2 separate regions of the Homo sapiens genome follow, and region 1 is linked to region 2. The links are chromatin contacts, found by Hi-C or POLR2A ChIA-PET in ENCODE. All regions are on one chromosome and are shown on one strand. The core of a region is the stretch at or near the end of the contact, and the rest is flanking DNA. Distances in the headings are between cores, read along the strand shown.

Region 1 (3,360 bases), core at 590-3,089, 93 kb before region 2:
ATAAAATCTGTCATGCATATGGGCAAAACTTCAGGGCTCTGGGTTGCTGGGGATCTGCCAGAGGAGCCCACTGCTGAGCAGCCTACTTAGAAACCTTGAAGACGCCCATGTGCACTCCCTCCCAGGCTCACAGTGGGGAGAGGAGGAGGCCTGTAATAGGAATGAAGAGCCAGCAAATGGAGATGTAACGCCTCCTTAGCAGGATTTCCAAAAACTACTGGATTTAATTAAGAATCATGGAAATGCTCCTGCTCACTTGTGTAGGAAGATGGAGAAAGTTTTATATATGCTGGGAAAAAAACAACTAGAAGGTTCAAGAGGCCTGAGAAGAAAGAAATAGGAGAAGACAGTGAGATAAAATAAATCAGGGGGAGAGAAGGCTAGGAACCAAAGTATAATATAAATAAGACATCCTTTCATTCATTCAACAAATATTTATTAAACACCTTCTTTCTTTAAATTCCAAATTCCTCATTTGAGGCAGTCCAAATGCTCAGCTGTCCCAAGGCTGTTCTACTCTCCATACAAAGCTTTAGTTTCTCCAGCATATCCCCATTACCACATCTCATTTTCCATCCAGGATTCTTCCTATTTCCATATTTTTACTCATTTTGCCTGAAATGATCTTCCCTTTTTCCTCCACCAATTCAAATCTGAATCATTCTTCAAAGCCTAGCTGAAGTCACCCTCGCCCCCGGACCCTGGCCTAATTGCCTTCATGCCATTCTGTGTGACATTATAATATTGAGCTTAAGTTGCATTCCACACAAACACTTGATATTTCTTGATTTGAATAGTTCTATTTTTATTATTGTTATTAGAGACAGGACCTTCCTCTGTTTGGAGTGCAGTGACACAACCATAGCTCACTGCAGCCTTAAACTCCTGGGCTCAAGGGGTCCTCCTTCTTCAGTCTCTCAAGTATCTAGTACTACAAATATATGCCACCACACCCAGATAATTTTTATTGTTTGTAGAGATAGGGTCTCACGGTATTGTTCAGGCTGGTCTCGAACTTCTGGCTTCAAGCAATCCTCTCATCTCAGCCTCCCAAAGCACTGAGACTATAGGCATCAGCCATCATGCCTGGCCTGTTCTCTTATTTTTGATTAGAACAATCATGAGCCCACAGGAGTTAATTGATTAGGTAGAGGCTCAATTTAGAATTAGAATGAGGAACTCACTTCCTTATAGTAATAGCTGTATATTATTATTAATGAGTTTTACTGTATGAAGAGTCTGTTGAGATTTTAACTGCTATTTACAACGTTATAACTTCTATGGAAAAATGTATTTTTAGTTCCCAATAACCAGTTTACAAATAATCTTTTAGAAAAAAACATGTTCGTAAATTGGATATTGCTTCCCTGAGGCAAAAGTGAAAAGAGTGATTAAAGACGTGTAGAATACGAGAAGTGTTAGGAGCTGAGTAACAACTGCTTTGGAAGAAAATCACAAGATTGGGAATTTTTAAATTTGCAATTAAAATACAAAGCTTCTGGCCCCCTTGCTTTCGGATACATAGTTGCAATTGGTTGTAAGAATTTCCCCTTCCTCTTCTACACTTGACTCTCAACAGTTTAATATCTCCTTAAATTTATTTTTGTCGGTCAAGTCAGCACCAGGAAGGTTATTCTGTTAAACAGTAACATTTAACAGAAAAACAGGAACTGGTAACATGGGTGCCAGCCTCCCCGTAAAACATGTGATGGCCTTTCCTCAGAAGACACTGTGGACTGATCAAATGTGACCCTCTGCTTCTGATTTTCTGAGCTTCTCTCATAGGACTCTCGGGGTCACTTGGACTGTTGAGCAAAGTTCCCGGAAGGTGCCCCGCCACTGCCTGCCAAGTCGGCTGTCTGCCAGCAACACGCCTGCTCCTGCCTTTTGCTTGGAACTGCGTTTTCTATTGTTGCTGTGACTGAGCCCAGCCTTTGCTATGGGCATGCCCTGAATCCTGACACTTAGCTGAAAGTATGAATAGAACCGAAAAGAGTTTGGGCCATATTCTGAGCTCAGGATAAGGACTGGATTCACAATAATTGTACCAAGGTTTTCATTAAAACATCACATTCTGTCATATATTTAGCTAAGAGGCAAATTTTTCATTCCTCAAAATGCAGTAGGTGCTTTAGTGTGAGAGGCATTACTTCTGATTGTTTAGATGGAACAGCCACACTCATAATTTAATGGACTTGTTTATGGACTGAATGAAAGTATTCCTAATTTGAATTAAGAAATACTTTGAAGCAGGTCATTTGTGGCTTGAGTCCCAGCCTTGGGATCGGGATGGACTCCAGCTGCCAATGGCAATGACTATAGCTCACGTGCCCAGCTTTTTGTAGCTCAAAGGATCCTCAGTTTAGTATGAGCCTCTTCTCCATCAGCTAGTACTAGGCCCCCGTTCCCGCTAATTCTAATAACAGCAAGCCATTCAGAGGGACCTTAGCCAAGCCAGGCTTTCAGTTGAGGTTAATATACCTCCTTCTCTATCCAAATAGGTAACTTCGGGCAAGGTACTTAACTTTTCTGAGCCATGGTTTCCTCATCTGTCAAATGGCCACTATAGTAATGTCACGGGATTCTTGAGGTGTTGCTTGTCCAGCTGAAAGCCACAGGGCCAATGGCACCTTTGCCCAAGTTTTCCTCAGGCCTGCTGGGCTTGTACTGCCCACTTAGCCTGGCAGGCTGCACTCAGCTCGCTCTACTGGCCTGGATCTCATACCTGCCAAGAGCGAGTGGAGCGGTAAGGGGTATATGAGTGAGCAAGCATGGGGTCCGGCCACTGTGCACAGCCAGGCATGCTGGTGGTGGGTGGGGCAGACAGCTCCAGGTGCCAGCCCAGGTGTACCATAAGCAGCTTCCATAGCTGGCACTGGGGAATCCAGTGGTGCTCAGAAGCTTGAAGACACCAGGAACCGCAGAGCCCCAAAGAGGGTGTCACAGCCCTGGCTGGGGGAGATCCTAGGTCTGGGCTCCCTGAAGGGCCGCAACTCTTCTCTCCTTCTCTCTTCTCTCCTTGTCACCCACAGTGTGGTGAGCAAGGGGTGTGTTTCAGCCTTGTTTGTGTTACAGCTCTTTCAGCCCCACCATTCAGTGAGTCCTGAGTTATTGTCCTGCATCCAGGAAGAATGAGGTACAGGGAAAAGTGGACAGTTAGCAAGGCAAAGAGGAGCTTTATTGAGTGACAGAACAGCTCAGAGGAGACCTGCATTGGGTAGCTCCTCTCCACAGGCAGGGCGTCCCGATGAGTGTTCAGTTCTCAACAGAGAGGAGACCCTGGAGTGGGGAGCTCCTCTCTGCAGGCAGGTTGTCCTGTCATCTCCTTGAGTCTGTCTGAGTCTGGGGTTTTTATGGACT
Region 2 (3,699 bases), core at 1,009-3,508:
TCCTTGGAAATGTTGACATGATGGCTGGAGCCCACACAGTCAGCTGAGACTCTGAAGTAAAAAATTATATGCCAAGAAATCCAGGGCAATAAGACAGGAGGAAACTGGGCCCTGGTGGTATTAGGAACCTTCCTTGGCAGTCAGGACTGCTTTTTTCGAGATTTATTTCATGTGAAAAACAAACTTACATCCAGTTTAAGCCATTGTAATTTAGGGGTTTCTGTCACCCACAGCTGAACTCACCGTAACTGGTAAAAACAGTGCATGACCATATTTTCATTCATTCTGAAATGATTTCCTGAATATTCACTGCGTGCCAAGCACTGTCCTGGCTCTGGAAATGCAGCACTGAACAAAGCAGAGCCTCTCCCCTTGTAAAGCTTTGTTCTAGTGCAGTATCCACACAGCTCCTAACACAGTGCTACACAGTAGCACTGAACAGGTAGGTGCTGAAATATTGGATGAATGAGTTCACAATGAGCCCTACTGTTTATCCTTTAGTATTAAACTGATTTTGTTTATAAATCTGAAATTCGGCCGGGCGCGGTGGTTCACACCTATAATCCCAGCACTTTGGGAGACCGAGGCAGGAGGAGCACAAGGTCAGGAATTTGAGACCAGCCTAGCCACATAACGAAACCCCATCTCTATTAAAAATAGAAAAATCGGCCGGGCACAGTGGCTCATGCCTGTCATCCCAGCACTTTGGGAGGCCAAGGTGGGAGGATCACAAGGTTAGGAGTTCGAGACCAGCCTGGCCAATATGGTGAAACCCCGTCTCTACTAAAAATACAAAAAAATTAGCCAGGTGTAGTGGCACATTCCTGTAATCCCAGCTACCCGGAAGGCTGAGTGAGGCAGGAGAATTGCTTGAACCCAGGAGGTGGAGGTTGCAGTAAGCCGAGGTCACGCCACTGCACTCCAGCCTGGGCAACAGAGTGAGACTCCATCTCAAAAAATAAATAAATAAATAAATAAAAATACAAAAATTAGCCAGGCATAGTGGCACGCACCTGTAGTCCCTGTAGTACTCGGGAAGCTGAGGCAGGAGAATGGCTTGATCCTAGGAGGTGCAGGTTGTGGTGAGCCAAGATCGCACCACTGCACTCCAGCCTGGGCAAGAGAGTGAGACTCCATCTCAAAAAAAAAAAAAAAAAAAAAAAAAAAAAAAAAAAAAAAAATCTGAAAATCTTTGTATGACTAATGCTCAAAAAAAGAATCACAACTGTTTTTTAAAAGAAAGAAAATTATTTAACCAAACTTCCATTACCATACACTCTGCCCCCCAAAAATAAACACATTAACAAAGTTCTATTGATACCTTTTAAAATATAATGAAAAATGATGACAGCCCAAAATAATGAATTGTAGTGTTACACAAACCCCCATTTTTCTATTTCTTTCTTTTTTTTTTTTTTTTGAGGCAGGGTCCCACTCTGTCACTTAGGTTGAAGTACAGTGACATGATCATGGCTCACTGCAGCCTTGACCTCCTGGGCCCAAGCAATCCTCCCACCTCAGCCTCCTCGGTTGCCAGGACCACAGGTTTGCACCACCACACCTGGCTAATTATTTATTTATTTATTTATTTATTTATTTATTTATGTCTCTCTATGTTGCCCAGAATGGTGTCTTGAACTCCTGGACTCAAGCAATCCTCCCACCTTTGCCTCCCAAAGTGCTGGGATTACACACGTTAGCTACCATGTCCAGCCCTCTATTTCCTTATCCATAATAGGAACGTGTATAGGACTGTTGTGAGAATTAAATGAGATAATGTCTCAGAAAAGGTTAATAAATATTAGCTACATTCATTCAACAATAAATATTAACAGTCTTAAAAATAATCACATTCAGTAGTTCCATTTCTGGGATTCTATTCTAAGAAAATAATCCTTAATATGGGGGGGAAATCTTAACCAAAAAAGTTCATCCCAGTGTTATTTATAGGCAGAAACTAGAGATTTAGTGACCTTTTCCTTCCGTCCAATGGTGAGCTAAGGCCTAGCACTCTGGCTCAAGCACAGATCTATAAACCCAGGACTAGCCGGGAAGAGGCAGACAGGATTGGAAAGAAGCGGAGAAGAAAGGAGATTTTAAGTCCAAATTCCTGGCAAGGCAGACTTACAAGAAGAAAAAGTTCAAGATGTCAAGTACATCGGGGTAGGGCCAAGCAAGAGAGCCAAAACAAAGCTTGACCCCTGAGATCAGGCCCCCCAAGGGAATGTTCCAGAATGTGGATCCTGGAGATATGCCCTGAGAATGGGTGGGGAAGAGAAGGAAGAAGCCTCCGCGGAGCATCTCAGTCCCAGTCAGTGGGTGGGCCAGTAGACACTGGGTCCTAAATAGAAACAAGAAAAATTTCCATCGAGAGGGGAATGGATAAATAATTGAATACTGCAATAAAATAGGATGTAACAACTACAAAATACTGATTAGAAAGACTATAGTAATCTAAGAAAATCCTTGACTAATGCAAGCATATATGTTTATGTATATGTAGTACATGTGACATATATAAGGAATTATGTGTATGTATAAGTAAGTGTACATATATGCTTACATATATGTACATACATATGGACATATGGTATGTACTTATGTGTAAGCATATATGTATAAATATATAAATCTCATATATATATATGAGATAGTAACTATGGCATATGCATAGAAAAAAATACTTAGAGGAACCATAGCAAAATGCTAATGATTGTTTGATTAGGAAAGTAAATGGTGATTTGCCTTTTCTGTATATTTGTTAAATTTTATGTAATGTATAGGTTTAGATTACTTTTATATTTAAAAACTTAAGTAGGGAGGCAAAAGGAAAATTAGGTACATTTATCTGAATCTAATAGTACCGCTTTTCCAGAAATTTGTTTCTTAAGAGTGAAATTTGTGTGTCTTAGGCAATGAGCCATATTTTTAGCCTCCTAAATCCTTTCCTCTAAATGTCAATTGATGAGTTACTGGAAAAAGAATCTTTCTCTTTAACTAGTTGTGGCTCTTTTGGAAGAATTGTAACTCTTGGCTAACATGGGATATTATTTGGAGGACAAAACTCAAAACTCATTTATGGGATCCACTCTAATGGCCAGCAAGTACCTAGGCCCTTTCCAAAGGTCCTAACTTGCTCCCAAGGTGAACCCTATTCACATGTTGCATGAGGTATGAGGTATTCGAAAGAAAGTAAAATGCTACAAATACAAATATTATTACCTTCCTCTCATATATTTTTTCATTTCTATTAGAAACTTACTGACAGAATGTCTCCTTTCAGTCCCTGGATTCACCAGAACCCAGGCAGTTCATTTGTAATTTTGGTAACTCTACAGCCATGATCAGAATCAATCTATGTGACAGATTGACCATGGGATTATCAATACCAACTTTTAGGCCTTCCAAAGACCTCCCATGAAATAAATCCCCAAATCAAATCAAGTGAATATTTAAAATAACATCCTTAGTTATCAAAGCTTGATATTTAATTTTTGGATGAATTTTTTTAATTTAGAATATTAAATTTGTTTCTAAAAGCTCCTCTAAACAATTGGGAAAAATGTGATCATAGACTGGATATTAGATAAGACAAAATGCATTTAAATAGCAGATATTCTTAACTTTAAAAAGCAAGTGGCAAAATTCGGGCACGGTGGCTCACACCTGTAATCCCAGCACTTTGGGAGGCCGAGGTGG

Evidence for each region. Hi-C counts contacts between places; a loop is a spot of excess contacts on that map. ChIA-PET counts read pairs that join two places held with the same protein, here RNA polymerase II (POLR2A). Pooled maps may share reads with other maps.
Region 1: a map of left cardiac atrium shows a loop between it and region 2 (1.9-fold over the local background). The contact joins two enhancer-like sites. A Hi-C loop is called at or near these places in 1 of 168 maps with a recorded cell type or tissue (left cardiac atrium) and 4 of 50 pooled maps. POLR2A ChIA-PET finds 5 or more read pairs at or near these places in 3 of 52 experiments (A673, WTC11 and activated T-cell).

Annotation. Positions count from the first base shown.
Region 1 is chr14:58,751,415-58,754,774 of GRCh38, reverse strand. No RefSeq gene overlaps it. Among named protein-coding and RNA genes, the nearest start is that of LINC01500, 75 kb to the left of the region's middle. RefSeq lists enhancers at 1,710-2,004, 2,051-2,773. Within about 2 kb of position 1,839, at least 22 of the 41 ENCODE cell types and tissues checked have a DNase peak (open chromatin) inside an H3K27ac peak, as active enhancers do.
Region 2 is chr14:58,658,495-58,662,193 of GRCh38, reverse strand. No RefSeq gene overlaps it. Among named protein-coding and RNA genes, the nearest start is that of DACT1, 22 kb to the right of the region's middle. Within about 2 kb of position 2,258, at least 4 of the 41 ENCODE cell types and tissues checked have a DNase peak (open chromatin) inside an H3K27ac peak, as active enhancers do.